4 separate regions of the Homo sapiens genome follow, and all the other regions are linked to region 4. Evidence: chromatin contacts called from ENCODE Hi-C or POLR2A ChIA-PET data. All regions are on one chromosome and are shown on one strand. The core of a region is the stretch at or near the end of the contact, and the rest is flanking DNA. Distances in the headings are between cores, read along the strand shown. Region 1 has its middle 76 kb from the start of LINC01503. Region 2 holds the start of SH3GLB2 (SH3 domain containing GRB2 like, endophilin B2). Region 3 has its middle 29 kb from the start of LINC00963. Region 4 has its middle 12 kb from the start of LINC02975.

The links. Hi-C counts contacts between places; a loop is a spot of excess contacts on that map. ChIA-PET counts read pairs that join two places held with the same protein, here RNA polymerase II (POLR2A). Pooled maps may share reads with other maps.
Region 1: a pooled map shows a loop between it and region 4 (14-fold over the local background). The contact joins two enhancer-like sites. A Hi-C loop is called at or near these places in 23 of 37 single-sample maps with no recorded cell type and 5 of 50 pooled maps.
Region 2: a pooled map shows a loop between it and region 4 (21-fold over the local background). The contact joins the promoter of SH3GLB2 here to the enhancer-like site in region 4. A Hi-C loop is called at or near these places in 4 of 50 pooled maps. POLR2A ChIA-PET finds 5 or more read pairs at or near these places in 3 of 52 experiments (HCT116, HepG2 and WTC11).
Region 3: a map with no recorded cell type shows a loop between it and region 4 (9-fold over the local background). The contact joins two enhancer-like sites. A Hi-C loop is called at or near these places in 8 of 37 single-sample maps with no recorded cell type and 8 of 50 pooled maps. POLR2A ChIA-PET finds 5 or more read pairs at or near these places in 3 of 52 experiments (RWPE1, WTC11 and naive thymus-derived CD4-positive, alpha-beta T cell).

The regions. Positions count from the first base shown.
Region 1 is chr9:129,409,458-129,415,581 of GRCh38, reverse strand. No RefSeq gene overlaps it. Among named protein-coding and RNA genes, the nearest start is that of LINC01503, 76 kb to the right of the region's middle. RefSeq lists an enhancer at 1-697 and silencers at 1,279-1,418, 1,559-1,768, 1,879-2,048, 2,069-2,148. Within about 2 kb of position 2,386, at least 41 of the 41 ENCODE cell types and tissues checked have a DNase peak (open chromatin) inside an H3K27ac peak, as active enhancers do.
Region 2 is chr9:129,026,175-129,032,559 of GRCh38, reverse strand. It overlaps SH3GLB2 (SH3 domain containing GRB2 like, endophilin B2), which reads left to right and starts at 4,229. Exons shown (of 11, transcript NM_020145.4): 1 at 4,229-4,468. The coding sequence starts at 4,406. RefSeq lists enhancers at 2,513-3,252, 3,253-3,992, 4,677-5,240, 5,241-5,804, 5,805-6,368 and silencers at 3,867-4,296, 4,337-4,846, 5,729-5,960.
Region 3 is chr9:129,456,627-129,462,078 of GRCh38, reverse strand. No RefSeq gene overlaps it. Among named protein-coding and RNA genes, the nearest start is that of LINC00963, 29 kb to the left of the region's middle. RefSeq lists a silencer at 1,241-1,530 and enhancers at 1,170-1,793, 1,925-2,445, 2,446-2,967, 3,344-3,393. Within about 2 kb of position 2,763, at least 34 of the 41 ENCODE cell types and tissues checked have a DNase peak (open chromatin) inside an H3K27ac peak, as active enhancers do.
Region 4 is chr9:129,267,402-129,273,518 of GRCh38, reverse strand. No RefSeq gene overlaps it. Among named protein-coding and RNA genes, the nearest start is that of LINC02975, 12 kb to the left of the region's middle. Within about 2 kb of position 2,636, at least 6 of the 41 ENCODE cell types and tissues checked have a DNase peak (open chromatin) inside an H3K27ac peak, as active enhancers do.

The DNA of each region.
Region 1 (6,124 bases), core at 1,137-3,636, 140 kb before region 4:
CTACTGTGCACCAGATGCCATGCCACGAGCTTGTGTGCACCACCTCCAGGAGCCATCACCACCTGTGACACGGGCACTGCGCTATCCCTGTTGTCCAGATACACAAGCTGTGGCTTCGGCAGAGCCGGGATCCACCGCCAGGACTGTCTGGTCCTGGAATCCCGGTTCTCAGCACAGGCTACTGCTGGGCCAAGGTGGGGCTTCTCTAGACTGTAGCGACAGCTCCCAGGCGCCTTCTCCCTATGTGTTCATCTTCTCCTTCAAGGAGAGACGGCAATATGGCACCCAGACCTCCACCGTGGATCCTAAGTCTTCTGGACACCAGACAAGTTTCCCCTGCAGGGCGGGGTTCCTTTCTCACATCTGGAAAAGGGGGGTGGGGGAAGGAGGGAAGAAGAAACATCAGCCCTAGCCCCTCCCTCCCTTCAGCCAGCACAGGGCCGCAGTGGGGGCTCAGGCTGCTAGGCGATGGTGGCAGGAAGGAGGTTTGAAGCATGCGGTCCCCCTTCCCCGCACACCCTGTCTACATTCCCATCTGGTCAGCCTGCTCGCTGAAAGTTGAAGTCCGCCTTGTACAAAAAACAAAAGCCTCCCCTTTCCAATGCAGAAAGCCCCAGAGACCGGGGCCACTCCGCTTGCCTTCTCTCTTGGCCAGTGTGGCCAGGACAGGGGCCGGGGAAGTGACAGCTGCCCTGCTCAGGGGAGAGAGATCCCAGTCCTGGCTCGGGTCCTCTCTGGGGCCATACCCCAGGAGCAGCTCGCGGAGCCTGTCCCCGCTGACTCCCACCGGCTCCCGCCTCGCCCGGCAGCCCAGGCCCCGCGACCCCTCCCCCTAGGACCTCCCAGCCTGGCCATCCGAGATGACCTTTGCCCCTTCCCCACAGAAGCCCAGACCTCTGACCCTTATTAAAAACAAACCAAACAAAATCTGGAGAGAAAAAAAATTCTCCACAAACACCTGAGAGATGATCGCGTGTCCCCGGCGCACGTACACACACACACGAGCACACACACCCCAGCCTCAGACACGCGAGGCCGCCTCCACATAAACACGCTGCTGGAGGGCGGGTTTTGTTTATGAAACGTCCAGGTTTCTCTCAACTTTGGGACGGGTGTGGACTGTTTCAGAGTTTTCTGCGGGATGAGGGAGCCTGCGGGCGGCAAGGATGTATTTTCTGCTTTGTGCTCTTTGCTGGTTCAATCCGGGGAGGGGGATACGTGAACAAAAGGACCAGGAAACCCAGGAAGGGGGCCCCGGGGCAGCACCCCCACCCCCAGGGGAGGTCGGGCTCCGGGAGGGCAGCCCCGGGGCCTGGGAAGCCCGGACTGGGCCTGAGCTCCGGAGGGCAGGGCTGCTAGCCCGTGTCCCCTCCGCGTCCCCGCGCTGGGCCCAGGGTCTGTCGCTTCGAAAACGTCTGGGACCGCTGGGCCGGGGTTCCTGCCCCCTCCTCTCCTGGCCTACAGCGCCTGGAAACCAAGGAATCCGCCCGGAACAATGGCAGGGCGGCTTTCCAAAGGCAAACAAGGAACGATTTGGCTTTTCCTTCCCCCGGCCCCCGAACCACCACCTAAGCGGGCGGCAGGGGCAGGTCTGGGGGTCCAGGTGGCCCCGGCGCGGCGACGGGACACACCCGCGACGCCCTCGTGGGCCAGGCCCCGCTGCGCATGCGCGGGTTGGGGCGCAGGCGGCCGCGGCCGCCCGCGCAGCCTCGCTCTGGCCCGGTCTCCGTGGCAACGGGCTGGGGGGAGGGGCCGGGCGGCGCGGGCCGCGGTGGCTGCTATTTCTGCCGCTTCCTGTTCCTCGTGGCCACGTCGCCATGGCAACGGTGTTACTCACCGCGGCCGCTTCCCGGCTCGGCTGGCGCGCGTGACCCCGGCCGCTCGCGCCCCCTCGTCTCTCACTTGCTGTGTTTTCCCCTCTTCCCCCGGGCGTCCTCCTCCTGCACCCCGGGTCCCCCAAGCAGCGCGCCCCGGTGCCCCCCACCCTTCCCCCTCCTCCCCGGTGCCCACGGCCCGGGACGAGGGGGAGGGAGATTGATGGGGGACGCTTATTAAAAAACATTGTAACCGTTTCCGTTTTTATTACGTTGACAAGGGAGCGTTATTTACTGTTATTGTTTGCCGAGCGGGCCGCGCCGGAGCTCGGGCGGCCCCCCGGGAGCTCACCTTCAGGCCGCGGCGGGCGGGGGCCGGGGCGGGGGGCAGGGCGAGAGCAGGGGGCGTCGGGCGGCCGCGCACCCCGGGGCCCTGCTCCTCGCCCCTTCCCCCGCCACCCCGTCCGGGCCCCGCGGCGGGGCGCGTTGGCGCGGGGAGGGACTGCAGAGGCCCGGTGACTCGCGTTGAAGGAGAAAGGCAACAAAAAATAAAAAAGGAACAGATGACTTCATTCTCGGGAAGGCTCCGTCCTACACGGACCAATTTCCTGGGGACTGTGGTGGAACAGCCCTGCTGCCGTTGGAAGCACTTAAAACTAAACCAGATAAAGACCAGAACATTCTGGGCCCTGCTGAACCAAGCCAGGGCAGGCTGCCGGGGCATGCAATTTCTGGCCACATGGGGAGGTGGGTGGCCTCCCTCCACCCTCAAAGGGCGCCTGGCTTCCAGTGTCCCAAGATTGCGGGTCCTGTGGGGAGGTGTCCACCGGGATCAGATGGGCCTGAAGGACGCCCCCAAGCCCCTGCTGGGATGTTAATGTCATCCTGCTAATTAAAGTTTGTGATTCTGTTCCTAACTCAGCTCCCCACTCTTGGACATTATCAGCTCAAATGCATACAGTTGCTGCTCTGGACAGGGAAGCCAGAGGAAAAAGCCTCTGCAGTGCACACCATACCATGGGTTCAGAAAAACAAATGTTGGCCGGGCACGGCCCGCCTGTAATCCCAGCACTTCGGGAGGCCGAGGCAGGAGGATCACTTGAGGCCAGGAGTTTGAAACCAGCCTAGTCAACATGGCAAAACCCAGTCTCTACTAAAAATACAAAAATTAGGCGTGGTGGTGCACGCCTGTAATCCCCGCTACTAGGGAGGCTGAGGCATGAGAATCACTTGAACCTGGGAGGTAGAGGTTGCAGTGAGCCAAGATCATGCCACTGCACTCCATCCTGGGCAACAGAGCAAGACTCCATCTCAAAAAATAAAAATAAAAAAGTGTTTACACTTACAAGCAACTCCTAGTGAACAACCCAGGTTTTGGAAACAACTTTCAGAGACCCCTTTAGCCTGTTTCATGTTTTCTTTTTCTTTTTCTCTTCCAAGGACATGCGGTTAGCCTTTGGTCACGGAGACCTTTGCCCTTTCAAGATAAAGTGATCTTCAGCTCTCTTCCCAGCACCAGCCGCTCTCAGCTGCACAGCCCTCCCTGAATGTGTGAACCAAAGTCACTGGTTCCAAGAAGAAAGAGCATCCTCCATCCCCACCCCACCCCCACCCCCACCCCACCCCACTCCCACCCCATCCCACCCCAGCGCTTGTGGAGTGTAAGACAGAGGTTCCCAGCCCTGAGATACGGACAGGCATCGGGCAGGCCTATACCTCCCTCCACGCCGAGTCACCAGCACTCACCCCACAGGCTGACCGTCCACGCAGAGCTGGTGGTGGGTTCAGAGGGTTTAGCTGATGCGAGAGTCGGAGCCCTGGGCAAAGTTTGTGACAAAATGACAGTAGACACCCAGTGTTGCAGAACCCCAGATCTGGGAGGACTTCGGAGATTACCCAGACCAACTACCCCCACTTCTTGTTTTACAGTTGGGCAAACTGAGGCCTGGAGAGGGGAAGGAGATGGGGCTAAGATGCGCCACCAGCTGGTGATAGAGCCTAGATGGGACCGTGGCGCTGTGCCTTCCATTCAGGTGCTGGTTGCCCCACTCTTTCATCTGTGGAATTATCTGTATGATCAGAAGTTTGGGGCTGGGGGCAGGACAACTGTCAGTCAGGGGCCACTGTCGCCAGAGTGCTAGGGTTCAAATCCTTCCTTCTCAGCGAAGCCTTGGGCCAGCGAGTTCTTCTCTCCAAGACTTGGCCTCTTTATGTGTTAAGTAATGGGGGTAATAACTGACCCTGGGCCGGGCGTGGTGGCTCACGCCTGTAATCCCAGCACTTTAGGAGGATGAGGAGGGCGGATCACTTGAGGCCAGGAGTTCAGGACCAGCCGAGTCAGCATGGTGAAAACCCATCTCTCCTAAAAATACAAAAATTAGCTGGGCGTGGTGGCGGGCACCTGTAATTCCAGCTACTTGGGAGGCTGAGGGAAGAGAATCACTTGGACCTGGGAGGCAGAGGTTGAAATGAGCAGAGATTGCGTCACTGCACTCCAGTCTGGGTGACAGAAAGAGACTCCGTCAAATAAATAAATAAATAAATAAATAACAGAGCCTGCTCTGAGTTTGTCTTAAGGAAGAAAGGCCATGACGCAGGTGAGGGCCCTGGACTGACCTGGTACTTTCTAGAACTTAACTGATGCAACCATGGCGATGCTGGTGGTGGTGGTGGTTGTAGTGGGTTAAATGGTGCACCCCCCAACCAAATATGTCCACACCCTAATCCCTGGAACCTGTGAATGTGACGTTATTTGGAAAAAAGGGTCTTTGTTGATGTCATTAAGTTATGGATCTTGGGAGGAGGTCACCCTCGATGACCTAAGTGGGGCCTAAATGTCATCACAAGTGCCTACGGAAGAGGAGAAGCTGTGTGTAGACGTAGGCAGAGGGTGGAGTGATGCAGCCACGAGCCAAGGAGCACCTAGAGCTGCCAGAAACTGGAAGCAGCAGGAAGGGTCCTCCCCGAGCCTGCTGAAGACCTTTGGCCTTCAGAACAGCAAGAGAATCATCTGTGTTGTTGTAAGCCACCAGGTTTGTAGTGATGTGTTCCTCAGCCGTAAGGAAGGAAACAAATACAGGAGTGTTGAGGTTGAGGATGAGGATAGGGTGATGATAATGATGGTGGTTGTGATGTTGATGGTGGTGATGGTGATGGTGGCTGTGATGTTGATGGTGGTGGTGATGCTGATGGTGGTGGTGATGGTGATGGTGGTGGTGGTGATGGTGGTGATGCTGATGGTGGTGGCGGTGGTGATGGTGATGTTGGTGGTGGTGATGCTGATGACGGTGGTGATGCTGATGGTGGTTGTGATGTTGGTGGTGATGCTGATGGTGGTGGTGGTGGTGGTGGTGATGCTGATGGTGGTTGTGATGGTGATGGTGGTGGTGGTGTTGATGGTGGTGGTGATGCTGATGGTGGTGGTGATGTTGATGGTGGTGGTGATGTTGATGGTGGTTGTGATGCTGATGGTGGTGGTTGTGATGTTGATGGTGGTGGTGATGCTGATGGTGGTTATATTCTCCTGCTAGAGCCGTCTGACGGTTCCAGAGGCCCGAGGTCCACAGTAAGGGCGTGGGCAGGACCATGCTGCCTCTGAAGGCCCCGGGGAAGCCTCCGTCCCAGGCTTCTCTCCAGCTTCTGGCAGCCTTGGCGTGTGGCTGTGTCACTCCTGTCCTCCGGTCCTCCCATCCTTCTGCCCTTCATCTTGACGTCATCTTCATTCTGCCATGTCTGTTCACCTTTCCCCTTTTTATAGGAACCTCACTCTTATTGGATTAGGGCTCCCCAACGACCTCACCTTAACCTGGTTACCTCTGTAAAGACCACACAAAGCCGCATTCTGAGGGACTGGAGTTAGGACTTGAGCCTATCTTTTTTTTTTTTTTTTTTTTTTTTAAGACGGAGTTTTGCTCTTGTTGCGCAGGCTGAAGTGCATTGGCGCAGTCTCGGCTCACTGCAACCTCCGCTTCCTGGATACAGGCAATTCTCATGCCTCAGTCTCCCAAGTAGCTGGGATTACAGGCACCCGCCAACATGCCCAACTAATTTTTTGTATTTTTAGTAGAGCTGGGGTTTCACCATTTTGGCCAAGCTGGTCTGGAACTCCTGACCTCAGGTGATCTACCCGCCTCGGCCTCCTAAAGTGCTGGGATTACAGGCATGAGCCACCGCGCCTGGCCGAACCTATCTTTCGGGGGGACACAATTTCCCTCACAATAGTGGTGATAATGGAGGTGATGGCAGTTGGTCATGGAGGTGATGATTGTAGTCATGGAGATGACAGTGACCGCCATGGTGATGGTCCTAGG
Region 2 (6,385 bases), core at 2,980-5,479, 240 kb after region 4:
CTGCTCTCTGCCAGTGAGGGCAGAGGGCCAGTATGACGACCTTTTTCGGGTACCCGCACTTGGTGGGTCCTGAGCTCTCGTCTAGTGTCCAAGAAGAATGAGGTCACCTGGACACTTGAAGGATAGCAAAGGAGGAGAATTTTATTTTATTTTATTTTATTTTTATTTATTTATTTATTTTGAGACAGAGTCTTGCTCTGTCGCCCAGGCTGGAGTGCAGTGGCCTGATCTTGGCTCACTGCAACCTCTGCCTCCCAGGTTCAAGTGATTCTCCTGCCTCAGCTTCCCAAGTAGCTGGGAATACAGGCACCCACCACAACCACGCCCAGCTAATTTTTTGTATCTTTAGTTGAGACGGGGTTTCATTGTGTTAGCCAGGATGGTCTCCATCTCCTGACCTCATGATCTGCCCGCCTCGGCCTCCCAAAGTGCTGGGATTACAGGTGTGAGCCACCGCGCCAGGCGAGAATTTTATTAAGCAGTAGAAATGACTCTCAGCAGAGAGGTGAACTGGAGAGGAGATGGGACGGGCAGGTAATCTTCCCCTGAAGCCTGGCCTCTCTGGATGGCTCTTCCCTGTAGTCAAGCCATCTCCCTGAAGTTAAGCCATTTCTCCTCTGAAGTCTAGCTTCTTCACTCTGAAGTAAAGTCGCCTCTCTCTAGTCAAGCCACTTCTCTCTCCCTACCAACTGAGTCTGGGGTCTGGGGGGGGTGGGTCTTTATAGGTACAGGATGGGAGGTGGGGTGGGCTGTAGGTAGTTTTGGAAAAGGCAACATCTGATTGGTAAAAAGGCACGATTCAGAAAGAACCAATCAGGAGAGAGCAGGCAAACGGATGGATAGAAATTCTCACTTTGGGCCACAGGATTCAGGCTTTTCAGCTGGAAGGTAGGGTTTTGCCAGGGACCCGCCCCTGTCTGCCTAGTATTTCTCTGCCTCCTGCCTCTGTCACAGGCATGCTTCCCAATTTGTGGGATGGTCACCTTGCAGTCTGTACCCTTTTATAAGAAATAAAATCTTCTTTCCTTCTTTAAATGTATACATCTTGATTTTTTTTTTTTTGAGATCGAGTTTCACTTTTTTTTTTCCTTTTTTTTGAGGAGGAGTCTCGCTCTGTAGCCTAGGCTGGAGTGCAGTGGCATGATCTCGGCTCACTGCAACCTCTGCCTTCTGGATTCAAGCTATTCTCCTGCCTCAGCCTCCCTTGTAGCTGGGACTACAGATGCACACCACCTCGCCTGGCTAATTTTTGGATTTTCAGTAGAGAAGGAGTTTCACCATCTTGGCCAGGCTGGTCTTGAACTCCTGACCTCGTGATCCACCCGCTTTGGCCTCCCAAAGTGCTGGGATTACACGTGTGGGCCACCATGCCTGGCCGGAGTTTCGTTCCTGTTGCCCAGGCTGGAGTGCAATGGCGTGACCTCGTCTCACTGCAACCTCTGCCTCCTCGGTCCAAGCTATTCTCCTGCCTCATCCTCCCTAGTAGCTGGAACTACAGGCCTACACCACCACGCCCAGCTAATTTTTGGTATTTTTAGTAGAGATGGGGTTTCACCATGTTGTCCAGGCTGGTCTCGAACTCCTGACCTCAGGTGATCCGCCTGCCTCGGCCTCCCAGAGTGCTGGGATTACAGGCGTTTGCCACCGCACCTGGCCTACATCTTGATTTCTTTTTTTTTTTTTTTTTTTTTTTTTTGAGATGGAGTTTCTCTCTTGTTGCCCAGGCTGGAGTGCAATGGCGCTATCTCAGCTGACCGCAACCTCTGCCTCCCGGGTTCAAGCGATTCTCCTGCCTCAGCCTCCCAAGTAGCTGGGATTATAGGCATGCGCCAGCACGCCTGGCTAATTTTGTATTTTTAGTAGAGACAGAGTTTCTCTATCTTGGTCAGCTGGTCTTGAACTCCTGATCTCAGGTGATTCGCCCGCCTTGGCCTCCTGGGATTACATGTATGAGCCACCATGCCTGACTAGATTTTTTTAAAGTTAACACTGGCTAAATGAATGATATAGTCAGCTATAAACAGATGATAGTAAATAAGTCCATGATCAATACAGACAAATAGAAACAAACACATAGTGAACACAAAAACAGAAACACAGAGAATCAGAGTTGAGGGATTGCAGATGTGTGAATGACATGAAAGTTGATGAAGGCAACATGTACATACTGGCCCAAGTACATGACAGGATGGCCCAGGTAGGTGGAGTTTTGAAAGCTCCCAGGTGATTTAATGTTAGAGCCATTGACTTGTTGACCCAGAACCAGGGCTGGGAGAGGGAACAGGGTCTGGATTTTGAACAAGCCCCCAGGTGACTTGAGGCTCACCCTGCAGAGCCATGCTGGGATAGGTGACAGAAACTGGGGTAAGTATAGAAAGATGAACAAAGCCAGATAGAAGAGGGTACAGCTTGGGAACAGAGCTCTCCACTGGGTTCAAAGGTGAAACCTAGGCCGGGCGTGGTGGCTCACACCTGTAATCCCAGCACTTTGGGAGGCGGAGGCAGGTGGATCACGAGGTCAGGAGTTCAAGACCAGCCTGACCAACATGGTGAAACCCCGTCTCTACTAAAAATACAAAAATCAGCCGGGCGTGGTGGCACATGCCTGTAATCCCAGCTACTGTGGAGGGTGAGGCAGGAGAATCGCTTAGACCCCGGGAGGCGGTGGCTGCAGTGAGCTGAGATGGTGCCACTGCATTCCAGCCTGGGTGAAAGAGCGAGACTCCATCTCAAAAAGAAAAAAAAAAAAAAAGAGGAAACCTAGAGGTAGACAGCAAGGAGAGGTGAAGACCAGTACAAAGCCTCTATCTGAGCCCCAAGGGAAGGCATTTGGGGTCAGGAGCACCTGTAGGTCATCTCCTTGCCTGGGGCTGTGAGGAGCTGGTTTCAAGGTTATCACACATCTGTGCTCCCAGGGCAGCTCATTCTCTCCACCCTGACAGTCACCCAACCTTTGATCTCCTCCTCTCACCACACAGGGGGCTCCAGGCCCCAGCTCCAGAACCCCCTCCCTTCCCGTGACCGCCACCCCAACCCTCCTCCAATTTGGGGAAGCCACAGGGCCTCCCAGGCTGACAAACAGCTGTTCCAGCGGTGGAGGGCAAGTCCCAAGCCTGACTCCGGCTCAGTCACCAAGGTCAGGGCAGAAGAGAGGAGGAGAGGTCAGAGAGGAGGAGTAACGGGAGGAAACCCAAGGGAAACAGAGTGGAAGAAATGGGAATGGGAGGGAGGGGGTGTGAATAAAGAGCGGAGATGAAGAGGCACAAACAGGGGAGAGGCAGCAGGCCTGGGTGGTGGGAGGAGAAAGCAAGAGAGGCCCATTTTAGAGATCTGTTGCACATATTGGTGACTACTCAGTCACTTAGTGACTTTGGGAGACTGAGGCAGGCAGATTGCCTGAGATCAGGAGTTCAAGACCACCCTGGGCAACATGGCAAAACCTTGTCTCTCCTAAAGTACAAAAAATTAGCGGGGCATGTTGGTGGGCGCCTGTAGTCCCAGCTACTCGGGAGGCTGAATGAAGCAGGAGAATCGCTTGAGCCCGGCAGGTGGAGGCTGCAGTGAGCCGAGATCGCGCCACTGCACTCCAGCCTGGGCGACAGAGCAAGACTCTGTCTACAAAAAAAAAAAAAAAGTATTGCATATTTCAAAATTGCTAAAAGAGTACATTTGAAATGTTCTAACCACAAAAAAAGTAGGTGAGGTGATGGATATGTCAATTAACTTGATTTCATCATTCCACAATTTCATCACCTTGTAGGCCGTAAATATATATTTATCAATTAAAACTTTTGAAAAGCATTGGTAAGATGGCAAATAATATGTAATTATGGCGTGTACCTGCAATCATCTAAGAGCACATGTGTTCCAGTTTTAATAATTTTAGTAAAAGGAAAAAAAGAGGCCGGCCCAATCCGCGGCGGCAGGCGCATGGGGGCAGCAGCGAGCACTGCCCAGCAGCGAGCCCTGCCCAGCACAACCTGCTCCCCAGACCAACCCCCGCTCTGGCCGCGCCAAGGCCTCGCCCCCACCCATGTAGCTCCGCCCCACTGCCCTCTCGCTCCGCCCCTGTCCCGCCAGTCCCGCCCCCTCCGACTCCGCCCGGCTTCCGCCAACCAGCCCGGCCCCCGCCCCTCTAGCTCCGCCCCACTGCCGTCCCGTCCCGCCCCGGCACCGCCAGCTCCGCCCCCGCCCCTCTGGCTCCGACCCGCGGCCTCCGCGCCCCGCCCTGCGCGCTCGGGCTGGCTCGGCGGCTGCGGCGGGCGGGCAGGCGGGCAGGCCGGCAGGCGGGTGCGCGGAGGGCTGGTGCCCCGCAGCAGGTGGGCGGGGTGCGGTTGGCGGCGGCGGCTGGGCCGGGGGCTGCCGGCTGCGCTCGGGCCGTGCGCGGCGGCCGTGCGGGCACGCCATGGACTTCAACATGAAGAAGCTGGCGTCGGACGCGGGCATCTTCTTCACCCGGGCGGTGCAGGTGAGGCCTGGCGTCGCGCCGTGCGCCGGGGGCCCGGATGTGCGGCGGGCGGGGAGCACCCTGCGGCAGACGCCTGGGGACGCGGGAAAGCCCTCCCGGGCTGCTGCCCTCGTCCCCGCCGCGGCACACCTCTGCCCCCCTGAGCCCTTGCTGACCGGAAGAGGGAAAGAGCCCGTGCGGCCCGAGCCGGGCCTTGGCCCTGCTGCCTGGGGCGAGGCACCGGTGCCCACCCTTTGGGCTGGTTGGGTTACCCTGCTCCCCTGGCGCCTGCCTGGCTGAGGAGGGGAGGAGGCACCGGCTGGGTGCTACCTCCCTGCCCTTGTCCAGCAGTGACTGGCGCCTGGCGGGGCATTTAGCGACCTGGGTCCCAGGCCCAGGGACTCATGCGTCCACCACAACCCCTTCTCCGAGCCTCAGTCTCCGCACCTGTGCAATGGGCGGCTGGTGCCATGAGTCCCTCATGGCCATTTCACACGTTTGGATAGTCAGGCCGGAAGCCAGGAGTTGTTTCTTTTCTGCTCCACGGGAGGTCTGTTTCCTTGGTCCCTGGGCCTGGGGGATGGAGAGAGGGCTGGGGTCTGGCTGGGAAGCTGTCCAGGCCCACGATGCTGAGATTGGAAGAAGTCCTATCCGTTTAGGGGCAGAGAGTAACAGGCAACTCAACATCATGGGAAGACCTAGGGTCAGGTGTGGGTGGGAATGTGCCCTCCTGTGACCTTGGGGGAGGGGCCTTCATCTCACTGGGCCTCAGTTTCTCAGTCTGAAAAATGGGATCAGTATTCCTGCCTCCCAGGACAGATGCGAGGATTCTGTGGGACTCTGCATATGTGTGCTCACCAAAGGCAAGCTCATTATTGGTGTCAAAGTGGTTAATATTGCACCTGTGCAGCATGTGACCTTGGACAAGTCACTTCTCTCAGAGCCCCGCCCTCCCCTTCTGTAAATCTGGTGTAACACCGTGGTTATGGGATTCAGTGGGATTCCGCAGGCCCGGGGCTGGCCCATCCCAGGGTTCTGGGAGCAGGTCCTGTAGTCTTGTCTTTGTCGTTGTCGTTGTCATCGTTGTTGTTTCTGTTGAGTACAGTTCTCTCCCCACCCCCAACCCGGGCACTCCCCTCCCCAGGAGCCCACACCCAGCCAGCAACCCATGTAGTCATGTTTACTAGAAGGTGCTGTGTCCCGCTGAGGATTAGCATCCCAGCGAGAATTCACTGCTTAATGTGTTCCAAGTCTGGTGGGCAGCCCCAGCCCTAGTGGAGATGCCAGGATCCCAGAGCCCCTCGGATTGGACGGCCCCAGTCCATCTGGGAGGGGGGAACCCACTCTGCTGTTGGTATGGCAACCACACTATCTCCCACATCTGGGAAGAACCTGATCTGCCAGTTCCCTGCTAGGGCTGGGGCCCTGCTGCCTGACCTGGCCAGGGCTCTCAGGACCTAGGCAGGGCAGGGCCTAGGTGTGGCTCCGCTTGGTGGGAGCTGCCCCACAGGGTCACTGTTACTGGAGTGGGAGCCAGCAGTCAGGCCCCAGCCTCGGGGTGGGAGGGAGGGAGCTGAGAGCTTTATAAATAGAGGCTTTCTCTGCTCTGCACGCCCACCCCACTGCTGCCATTTTCCCGGGAGCAGCCTCGGACTCCAGCACCAAACCCCTTCCTCTTGGCAGGATTGGGGCAGAGTGGCAGGCCAGGGGATAGAGAGGCCTGAAATGTGACCTGGCAGGAGAGGCCACAGAGGGGCTCCGCCTGAGACCAAGCTGGCCTGGATGGGAGACAGTCAGGAGGGATGGGAGAGGGGTTCTTTATGATCAATACATGTGATGGGCTCAGGAACCTCCCAGTCCCTGCAGGTACAAGAAACAACTTTAAGAGCCTCCCCGATCCAGCAAGGAACAAGGCCTTGGCCCTGAGATGAGGATCCA
Region 3 (5,452 bases), core at 1,514-4,013, 190 kb before region 4:
CTCGGTTCACTGCAACCTCCGCCTCCCAGATTCAAGCGATTCTCCTGTCTCTGCCTCCCAAGTAGCTGGGATTACAGGCATGCACCACCATGCCTGGCTAATTTTTGTATTTTTTGTAGAGATGGGGTTTCACCGTGTTGGCCAGGCTGGTCTTGAACTCCTGACCTCAGGTGATTCACCTGCCTTGGCTTCCCAAAGTGCTGAGGTTACAGCCGTGAGCCACCACACCCGGCATATATATATACATATATGTTTTTTTTTTTTAGACTCTCGCTCTGTCGCCCAGGTTGGAGTGCGGTGGCATGATCTCTGTTCACTGCAAGCTCCACCTCCCGGGTTCAGGCCATTCTCCTGCCTCAGCCTCCAGAGTAGCTGGGACTACAGGCACCCACCACCATGCCCAGCTAATTTTTTGTATTTTTAGTAGAGACGGGGTTTCACCGTGTTAGCCAGGATGGTCTCGATTTCCTGACCTCGTGATCCGCCCGTCTCGGCTTCCCAAAGTGCTGGGATTACAGGCATGAGCCACCGCGCCCGTCCAGTCTTTAAATATTTTGTAAAGACAGGGTCTCACTATGTTGCCTAGACTGGTCTTGGACCCCTGGGTTCAAGAGATCCGCCCGCCTCAGCCTCCCAAAGTGCTGGGATTACAGGCATGAGCCACTGCGCCGGTGGAGATTTCATTTCTTGGAGATAAAAGCCTCGGAGTGCCATGGTCAGATCCGTGGTAAGAGTATGTTCAACTTTTTTAAAAGTGCCAAATGTTTTCCAAAAGTAGTCGAACCACTTCTCATTCCTATCAGCGGTGGATGAGGGTCCCACTGGAGTGTGGGATTTGAACTCAGGCCCAGCCCACTCCAGAACCTGTGTCTGTCCCTGCCAAGCTTCAGGGATCCTCTCTGAAGGCCTTGGAGAAGGAACCAGCAGACAGCCGGCGGGGGCGGTGCTGGGATGCGGGCTCCGGCCTCTTTGCATCAGCCGAGGGTCCCTCCCTTGTAGCTGGGTCTGGCTTCCTCCTTGAACAGAGTGCTGCCTTCCCAGGGGCTCCTGGAGGGCAGGGGTGGGCACTCCGTGGGCACCAGGCCCACGAGGGGCTCCAGACCCTCCGCGGACCCTTGTCCCTGGCTGGGTTGAAGATGCCCGGAGTCTCCCAGGCCATGCCAAAGGCTTGTGGGGGTGGGGAAGGGTGCGAGGGTTTCACCAGGCACGCGCCAGGGAAAGGGCTTGTCCCTTGAGCTCCGACAGACAAGGAGGAGGAAGGAAGCCACCAGAACCCAGGCAGCGGCCGGGGGGAGAGCCAGAGAGTTTAGCAGCCAAAGCGGGGAGGGGCGACCCTCTCCTTCCAGACCCCAGGGAGGTGGGCAGAAAGCGGGAGGGGCGCGAGAAGGGAGCAGGGATTCTTCATTAAAACTGAACCCCCGGAGCCGGGCCCGCGGCGGCCGAGCAGCCGGGCTGCAGGCGGCCTCCCTCTCGCGGCGCACAGAGGCCCGCGCCGGCTCCAGCCGCCCGCGGCCGACCTCGCGCGTCCTCAAAGCCAGCCTGTCCCACTTCCCCCGCCGGTTGCTACAGCAACTGAGCTCTGAGTAATCAGCTGCACGGTGACCTTTCTTCCCCCGGAGAGCGGGAGGGAGGGAGCGGGAGGGCGGAGGGAGGAAGGGAGGGGAGGAGAGAGGGGGGAGGAGGAGGGAGGAGGAGAATGGAGGGGAAAGATGGAGAGGAGGAGGGAGGGAGGCTGGAGGGGGGAGATGCAGGCGGGGGAGGAGGGAGGAGGAGCAGGGGGAGGCTGAGCTGCTGGTCAAAGCTGTAAATCCCTGCAGCTGGGGTCTGAGGGCTTTGCGGGGAGGAGCTGGCAGTCAGAAGGCGGGAGAGAGGAGGGGGCGGCCGGCAGCACCGTGGTAGGGGGAGGGAGGGGTAGCCAGGGAACTGACCCGGACAGATTCCCTCCCAGGCACCCCTGGCGCCCACCCCTAGCCCCTCCCGGGATGCTCCCCCGAGTCCTCCCTCGTGGAGAGGTGAGGGGACTGTGAGAGAACGGCAGGTCCCCAGTGCTCTCTGGCTCACAGGACAGCCCTCCCGCCTCCGCAGCCGCCTTGATTCCACCATTCCCCAGATGGAAAAACTGAGGCTGGGAGGCTTGTTTACAGTGTCAGGGCCCCGAGCTTGGCCCCTGGGACAGCCCCTCACCCCACAACCGCCACTAGCTGGCAACCAGGTGGAGGAAAGTTCTGGTCCACGCCCAGCCTTCCCACCTCCCTGATCTCTGGCCTCAGTTTCCCTGGTTGTAAAGCAAGGATCCCCACGGCATGGTGTACGCTGCAGTGGCGGGGGAGTTAGGGGGCTCCATGGAGCTTCTCACACCCCAGTGTTGATTTAAGATTCTCTAAGCGCAGCAGAAGCGCGGTGAGGCGAATGTGAGAGGGCCGGGACTGGAGATGCTGGGGATGGGGTGGGCATACTTAGGAGAAGGGGCCCCACAGGTCCCGGAGCGGCCAGGTAGCTGGGGCACCACCCAGGCCCCCTCAGGCGCGGAAACCTTCCTGCTACCTGGTATCCTGCCTACCCCCCCCAGCTCGGCCGCCCTGGGGCCTCTCCGGCTCCAGCTCTTGGCTGGGCCTCGGTGCCAGCACAAGCCCTATCACCCGCCGGCCCTGGGGACCCGCCAGCCGCCTGTTTACGAGGCCAGCCAGCCCCCCGTCACAGCCGTGCCCACGGGGTGGGGGAGGGACGACAGATGGCGGAGGTGCCATTTTAACCAGAGTCTGCAGCCGTTGGGGAAGGAGAGGAAGTAGCCCAGGGCTGGAGGGAGCTGGGACCTTCTGTTGTTGCTGCCCCTGGGGCACCTCCATCCTACCCCCTCTGCACGGGCACCTCTCCCGAGCTCAGGTCTGAGTGGCACAGATCCAACAACCTCGTCACTGGGGCTGCCTAATCTTCCATGGACTCTGTGGGTGCCCCTTGGATCAGCGAAGCATCCGGGGTCCCCCGGGGGCAGGGGCTATAGGGGCAATCTCTTAAGGCTCCACTGTGAGGAGGGCCCCATGACTTCTCCAGCCCACAGCAAGGATCCCCCACCCCCACTACTGACTATGAAATGCAGGCTGCAGGGAGTCACAGCAGGAGGGACCGTGGGCAGACAGGGCTGCAAAGTTCGGCCTGCCTCGAGGCTCCAGCAGGGGAGCTCAGGACGGGTTGGGAGCAAAGTCTGGGAGAGGGAGAGGGGCTCCCCCCAGGCGTTCTGTGCTTTCATCCCAGCTCAGCACCCATGTCAGCCCCAGAACCTCCCCCAGGCTTCCACATTCAAAGCTCCAGCTGCAGAGGGTGCTGACCTCGCCCCTGTGGGGGTAGGGGGCGAAAGGGGGCTTAGGGGCAAGCCAGATGGTGATATGGAGACAAACTGCATAGCTCCTCGGTAACTCTCAGGCCCGTGTTTCACAGGTGAGGACACCAAGACCAGGGGCGTGAAGCCACTGGTCCAGGGTCACCCAGCTGTTGATGGGTGCGCCAGCCCCTGATGGTCCAGGATGAGGAGCACGTGACGCTCTCAGGCCACAGAACGACCGCACTGGAGGCAGCAGCCGTGGCTGTGAGCCTGCCTGTTCCCCAGGGTTCTTGACTCTCTGGAAGCTTCCCTTTGTGGGAAACCTTTGTGCACCCAGGCTTTTGGACAAGTGACACTTGTTTGTACAAGCAGGAGTGGTTTGGATCAAGGGATCGAGGTGATAGCAAGAGCCACTCTGCCTCCCTGAGCACCCGCAAAGCCCTGCTCTGGGCCTCACATGTGGTTTTTGTTTTGTTTTGTTTTGAAACAGGGTCGGGCTCTGTCACCCAGGCTGGAGTGCAGTGGCATGATCACGGCTCACTGCAGCCTCAACCTCGCAGGTTTACACAACCCTCCCACCTCAGCCTCCCGAGTAGCTGGGACTTTTGTTTTGTTTTGTTTTGTTTTTAATTTTTTGTAGAGATAGGGTCTTCCTATGTTGCCCAGGCTGGTCTCAAACTCTTGGGTTCAAGTGATCCTCCTGCTATGGCCTCCCAAAGTATTGGGATTATAGGCATGAGCCACCACGCCAGACCCACATGCGTTTTATCATAGGATGTCCTGGCTATCCTGGAAGGTGAATGCTGCTATTATATCCGTTTTCAGATAGAAAAAAATGAGGCTTAGGGAGATGTGGTGACTTGCCTCAGATCTCACAGAACCAAGCATGAGAACTAGGATCAGAATCCACTTTTCCTTGACCTTAGAGATGGTCTCAACCCGACTTGTATCAGCCAGATTTTTCCAGATTCAGGAGTGTGGATGTTTTCCATGTCGGATTTTGCTATGAATAGAATTCTGAGTCTCAAACAGTGTGCTCTTTGCTGTATGCCAGTGCTACCTCCACCTGCCTACTTATTTATCCGCCCATCCTCCCATCCATGTATCTGCCCCTCCACCCACTCATCTGCTGATCCATCTGCTGATCCATCCATCCACCCACCCTTCTATCCACCCGTCCGTTCACTTATCCACTCACCACCCAACTATCCAAGACCTCACTCACCAATCCATCTTCCCATCTACACATCCATCCACTCATCCATCATCCATCCATCCATCCATCTATCCATCCAACCATCCACCCATCTACTCATCCATTCATCCACCCCTCCGTCCACTCATCCATCCATCCACGCACCCATCTACTCATCCATCCATCCACCCATCCATATACCCACTCATCCATACATTCATCCACTCACCACCCACCCATATAGTCATCCACCCTCCACTCATCCATCCATCCATCCATCCGTCCATCCATATACCCTCCCACTCATCCATCCATCCATCTACTCATCCATTCATCCACCCATCCATCCACTCACCCATCCATCCATCCATCCACCCATCTACTCATCCATCCATCCATCCATTCATATACCTACCCATCCACACATTCATCCACTCACCACCCACCCATATAGTCATCCACCCTCCACTCACCCATCTATCCATCCATCCATCCATCCACTCATCCATCCACATATCCACCCATCCATTCACCTATCTATGCACCCATCCATCCAGACATGCATCCACTCACACCACCCACCCATCCATCATTCATCCACCATCCATCCATTCAACCATCTGTCTATGTACCCACCCATCCACACATTCATCTACTCACCACCCACCCATATCCCTCCACTCATCCATCCATCCGTCCATCCATCCATCCACCCATCTACTCATCCATCCATCCATCTACCCATCCATCCACCTATCTATGCACTCACCCTTCCACACACTCATCCACTCACCACCCACTCATACAGCCATCCACCCTCCATTCACCCACCCATCCATCATCCATCCATCCAGCCAACCATCACCCATTCACCCATTCTCAATCCACGCATGTTTCCATCCATCCACCTACCACTGCCCACCATCCATTCATTTTAT
Region 4 (6,117 bases), core at 1,387-3,886:
GGAGGGCTTTGATCATAAGCAGTTGCCATGTTTGTAGGTTGACAACAGCTGCATGTCGGCACTTTCACGGAGTAAACATCATACAAAATGATGGCATCACTTCCGCTGGCTTCCATTCCCTCTTCCCACACTTGGTGGGTTCCTACTGATGCGGGGCAGATGAGCCCCAAAACTGGGGCTTAACCCAGGAGGGTTCTTGGCTTCACCCAGGAAAGTATGTAAGGGTGAGCTGGTGGTGTTAGACAACAGCTTGTATTAAAGTGGCCATGCCTAGCCCAGCGGAGGAACTGCTCCCTGCAGAGCAGGGCTCCCCCGCAGGCTGTGTGCCCAGAGTGGCAGCTCAGATCCAATTCTGCACTCATAGTGATACCCACTTTTAATTATATGCAAATTAAGGGACAGTTCATGTAGAAATTTCTAGGAAAAGGGTGGTAACTTCCAGATCATTGGGCTGTTGCCATGGAAAGGGCAGTCACTTCTGGGTGTTGCCATGCCAATGGTAAACTGGCATGGCACACTGGTGGGCAGCCTTATGAAGAGGTGCTTCCACCCCAGGCTTGCTTTAGCTAGTCCAGTGTCCAAGGTCAATTTGGTCCAGTGTCCAAGGTCTGCCTCCAGAGTCCAGTCCCACCCTACCTCACTACAAGTGCCAGTAGTAGGAACAGCAGAGGTGAAGGAAATGACATGGCCCCTCCCCTCATGGAGCTTGTGGTCCGCTGAGGGTCACAAATATAAAACACGCAGCCCATGGTGGGGGTCATGTGTCTGGGGCATGGGGGGCAACTTCTCCGATGAAGTATTGTACAAGCTGGGACCCAAAGCATGAGGAGGAGTTGCCCAGGGAAGGGGGTAGGGGAAGAGTGTTCCAGAAAATGAGAACGTGTGCCAAGGGGCCAGAAGAGGCCAGGAGCAGTGGGAGACTGACTGGGAAGCATGGCTGGGCTGGCTGAGCGGGTAACTGGGCTGGGGGAGGAAATAAGGCCAGGGTTTGCCTTGTTTAGCCTTTCAAATGTCAAGGCAAGGTCAGGCGCAGTGGCTCACCCCTGTAATCCCAGCACTTTGGGAGGCCAAGATGGGCGGATCACTGAAGTCAGGAGTTCAAGAACAGCCTGGCCAACATGGTGAAACCCAGTCTCTACTAAAAATACAAACATTAGCATGACGTGGCGGTGCATGCCTGTAATCCCAGCTACTCAGGAGGCTGAGGCAGGAGAATTGCTTGAACCCGGGAGGTGGAGGTTGCAGTGAACTGAGATCACACCACTGCACTCCAGCCTGGGCAACAGAGCAAGACTTCATCTCAAAAAAAAAACAAGAAAAAAGGTCAAGGCAAATAGGGCTCAACATCAAAATCATTTCAACAGGCATAGAATTGTGGAAATGTTTCCTGCTGTGTCTCCCCTGTTGCTAATTCAGTACATTTTCTCTCTCCCCAGCATCTCCCTACCATAAAACTTAAACCATGAAGCGTTTGGTCCCATGAAGAGCCGTGTGGATACCATCTGCATCCCTGACTAGGGAAGAAGGGGACTGTGACAAAAGGAGAGTCCCTGCTAGACAGCAGCGGGGACTGGAAGCCCCTTTCAGGGCAGGAGGAGGGGAAGGGAGGCTGAAAGTCAGGCGTGAGGCGTCTGGGGGCAGTAGAAAGATTCAGATAGGTTTGGGGGATCCGAGGACATCAGAGCTGGTGCCTATGTCCCCAGGATGCATCCTAAGGGGTCTGCGAGGCTCACCTTAGGCCTGACATTGCACCCAGTGTGGCCAGGCTGCAGCAGATGGAAATGACTGAGGGTCCCCAGTCCCCAGGCAGAGGGGCTGAGGACAGTCTCACAGAGACCCCCAACCCCTGCAGCTGAGTGGAGGAAGCCCAGGAACTGAATGGGATGGTCTTATGGGTTGAAGTGTGTCCCCAAAAAAGATATGCTGCGGCCCTAACCCCCAGTACCTGTGAATGTGACCTTATTTGGAAATAAAGGTCCTTGCAGATATAATTAAGAAGAGGTCATTAGGTGGGGCCTAATCCAATATGAGTGGTGTTCTTAGAAGAAGAGGAAAATGCCATGTGACATTGGAGGCAGAGAGTGGAGAGATGCATTTGTAAGTCTGGGGCTAAAGCCGGAAAGGCAAGAAAGGACCTTCCCCTAGAGGTTTCAGAGGAGGCACGGCACTGCCCACACATTGATTTCAGACTTCTGGCCTCTGGGACTGTGAGAGAACACATTTCTGTGGTTTTCAACCACCGGGTTTGTGGGACTTTATTAGAGCAGCCACAGAAAAAAACAACATATGGGAAGAAGATTGACTGTGAATTGGAAGTTTTCAGGGCAAAGCGAAGTCCAGTCAGCCTCAGAGAACGTGGATGCGGTTCCCGGAGACCAGGGCAGACCAGACCCGCCCCTCCTGAGCAGGTCCAGTGATGGCAAGTAGGGCAAGAGACTCCTGTCCTGGCCCATGCAAGCTTCTCCACACAGCCAGACACCATCTTCAAAAGGAAACAGGAGGGAGACCCCCCCGAGTGCAGAGAAACCACCCTTACAAGGGATAGGGCTTTGAAAGGACCACATATTTTCCTGTAAGAGACGACTTTACAAAAAAAAAAAAAGAGAGACTTTCGGTTTTGTCACCCCTCCTCTCCCCACTGCCAAGACATCAGCAGGAAAGGGGGCACAGGGCAAAAGGAGATCAGATCTGGAAAATCCAGGCTTTTCACACAACTTAGCCCAAGAACGTACATTTCACCCCCTACACTCTTCTGTTTTTTTGTTTTGACACAGAGTCTCACTCTGTTACCCAGGCTGGAGTACAATGGTGCAATCTCAGCTCATTGCAACCTCTGCCTCCCAGGTTCAGGTGATTCTCCTGCCTCAGCCTCCCAAGCAGCTGGGATTACAGGCTCGCGCCATCAAGCCCAGCTAATTTTTGTATTTTTATTCGAGGCGGGGTTTCACCATATTGGCCAGGCTGGTCTCGAACTCCTGACCTCAAGTGATCCACCAACCTTGGCTTCCCAAAGTGCTGAGATTGCAGGCGTGAGCCATCGCGCCTGGCCCCCTACACTCATTTCTACTGATAGTTTCTGCAGAGTTAGGGCACCCTTTTAAGCACCGATACAGGAGAGGCTCAGGCAGGAAACCAAGGTAGGTTTCACAAGTGCATCTGCAGATGGGGCCACCCAGTTGATCACCAGGATGTTCACTGGAGCATGACATACAAACGCAAATGTCAGAAGCAACCTACATATCCACACGGGACTGGGTAAATAAATAATGATAACGGACTCTGTGCCACCATTAAAATTATGCTGTCAAAAGTGGTTTCATGATATGGGCCCAGCATGGTGGCTCATGGCTCTAATCCCAGCAATTTGGGAGGCTGAGGCAGTCGGAACACTTGAGGCCAAGAGTTCAAGACCAGCCTGGCCAACATGGTGAGACCCCATCTCTACTAAAAATACAAAAATTAGGCCAGGCGCAGTGGCTCATGCCTATAATCCCAGCAATTTGGGAGGCCGAGGTGGGCGGATCACCTGATGTTGGAAATTTGAGACCAACCTGACCAACATGGAGAAACCCTGTCTCTACTAAAAATACAAAATTAGCCAGGCGTGGTGGCGCATGCCTGTAATCCCAGCTACTCGGGAGGCTGAGGCAGGAGAATCACTTGAACCTGGGAGGCGGAGATTGCAGTGAGCCAAGATCGCGCCATTTGCACTGCAGCCTGGGCAACGAGAGCGAAACTCCATCTCAAAAATAAATAAATAAATACAAAAATTAGTTGGGCATGGTGGCAGGCGCCTGTAGTCCCAGCTACTTGGTAGGTGGAGGTGGGAGGATCACCTGAGCCAGGGAGGTGGAGGTTGCAGTGAGCCGAGATTGCACCACTGCACTTCAGCCTGAGCAATGGAGCAAGACTCTGTCTCAAAAAAAAAGTGATTTAATAATATGGTGAAAGGTTGTGATAAATGTTAAGTAATAGTAACAATAATAATAAATCAGCCTAAAAGGGTATCTTTTTTTTTTGAGGCAGAGTTTCATTTTGTCACCCAGGCTGGAGTACGGTGATATGATCTCAGCTTACTGCAACCTCCACCTCCCGGATTCAAGTGATCTCATGCCTCAGCCTCCCGAGTAGCTGGAATTACAGGCATGTGCCATCACGCCTGGCTAATTTTTGTATTTTTAGTAGAGATGGGGTTTTGCCATGTTGGCCAAACTGGCCTCGAACTCCTAGCCTCAAATGCTGGAATTACAAGCATGGGCCACTGCCCCTGGCCTGCCAAAAAGGGTATCTGTAATATGATTCCAATATTTACATGATGTTGCTGTGTAAGGCTAACTGCTTTAACCAACAACTCCCAGAGTTCAATGGCTTAACACAACTAAGGTTCATTTCTCCCCAAGACACTGTCAAATGTTGGGCAGCAGGGGTTGGGAAGAGTCTTGACTCTACTGGGTCATTTGGGAACCCTGGTTTCTTCCATCTAGCAGCTTGGCTGCTCACTAGGGTGTTGGAGTCCTTCACTAGGTCCTTCACTGGGTCCTTCCCATCCTGAGAGCATCCAAAGAAGAGAGAACTTGAAGGAGTAATAGAAGATTTTATGGAACAGGCTGATAAGTAAGGGACATTACCTTCTCCCACATTCCACTGGTCAGACCCAGTCATGTGACACTCTCCTTGCAGGGGAGGCTGGGAAATGTAGTCTAGCTGCATGTCAGAGGAGAAGGGAAACAGGATTTGCTGAACACACAGCATCACGTCTGCCAGTTAATATGTATAAAAAACATTACTGCAAGGAAATCACCCCATTTAACAGTCATTATTCCTGGATGGTGAAACTATAAGCATTTAATTTTTTTTTCATATTTACCTTACTTTGAATTTTTTAATTTTCTGAAATAAACATTTAGTACTTTTACAGAGAGGGAAAAATGTAATTTTATAATTGAAAAAATAGTCTTCAGGCTTCTTCTGGGATTTGGACAGGATTGTTTGGTGGTCAGTCTTACAGGTTATATAATCGAAGGAAAGTTGTATCACCTTCTATGCTAGTCTGTTTGGACTGCTGAGACAAATACCATAAACTGCCTAGTTTTATAAACTAGGTAGCTTATAAAATACAGAGATTAGTGCAGTTTTGTTACATATGTAGTAAAAGGGAAAAAATTTAAAATAAAAATAAAACACAATAGAGATTAGGCCGGGCAAAGTGGCTCATGCCTGTAATCCCAACACTTCAGGAGGATCACTTGAGCCCAGGAGTTGGAGACCAGCCTGGGCAACACGGCAAGACCGTTTCTCTATAAAACATGAAAATCAAAATCAAATTAGCCAGGTGTCATGGTGCACACTTGCGGTCCCAGCTACTCAGGAGTCTGAGGATCGCTTGAGCCAGGAAGGTTGAGGCTACAGTGAGCGGTGATTGTGCCAGGCACTCCAGCCTGGGCGACAGAGTGAGACCCTGTCTCAAAAAAGAAAAAAGTAAAGAAAAACAACAAAGATTGATTTCCCACAGTTCTAGAGGCTGGAAGTCCAAGATTAAGGCACCAGCAGATTCAGTGTCTGGGGAGGGTCACTTTCTGGTTCATAGACAGCACCACATCTCTGCATCCTCACGTGGAAGGGACAAGACAGCTCTCTGGGGCCTCTTCTATAAGGGCATGAATCCCATTCCTAAGGGCTCCACCATCATGACCAGGTCACCCCCAAAGGCCCCACCTCCTCATGCCACCACCTTAGGGGTTAGGTTTCAACTCATGTATCTGAGGGGCACACACATTCAGACCATGGCACCTTCCTCAGACTTAAAGTCTCCACCTCTGTAAAATGGAAAATAAAAATGACAGACACCACATAGAGAGCTGGGAGAATTAAATGAGAAAACGTGGAAGTGCTATTGGCATGACTCCTGGCACAGAGCAGGTGCACAGCCGGCATGATTTCCATCGGTTAAATCTCCTTCCCTGCCCATCCACTTGCCCCCTGCTGGGTCACAAGTCCAGCCCTCCTCCTCGTCCCTCGCCCACCCACACCATCTCTCCGACTCTCTCTCACCTGGCGACCCTGCTTTTTATTTCAGAGGGACAGAGACAAGAAGGATAAAACCCAGGGACGGTCACC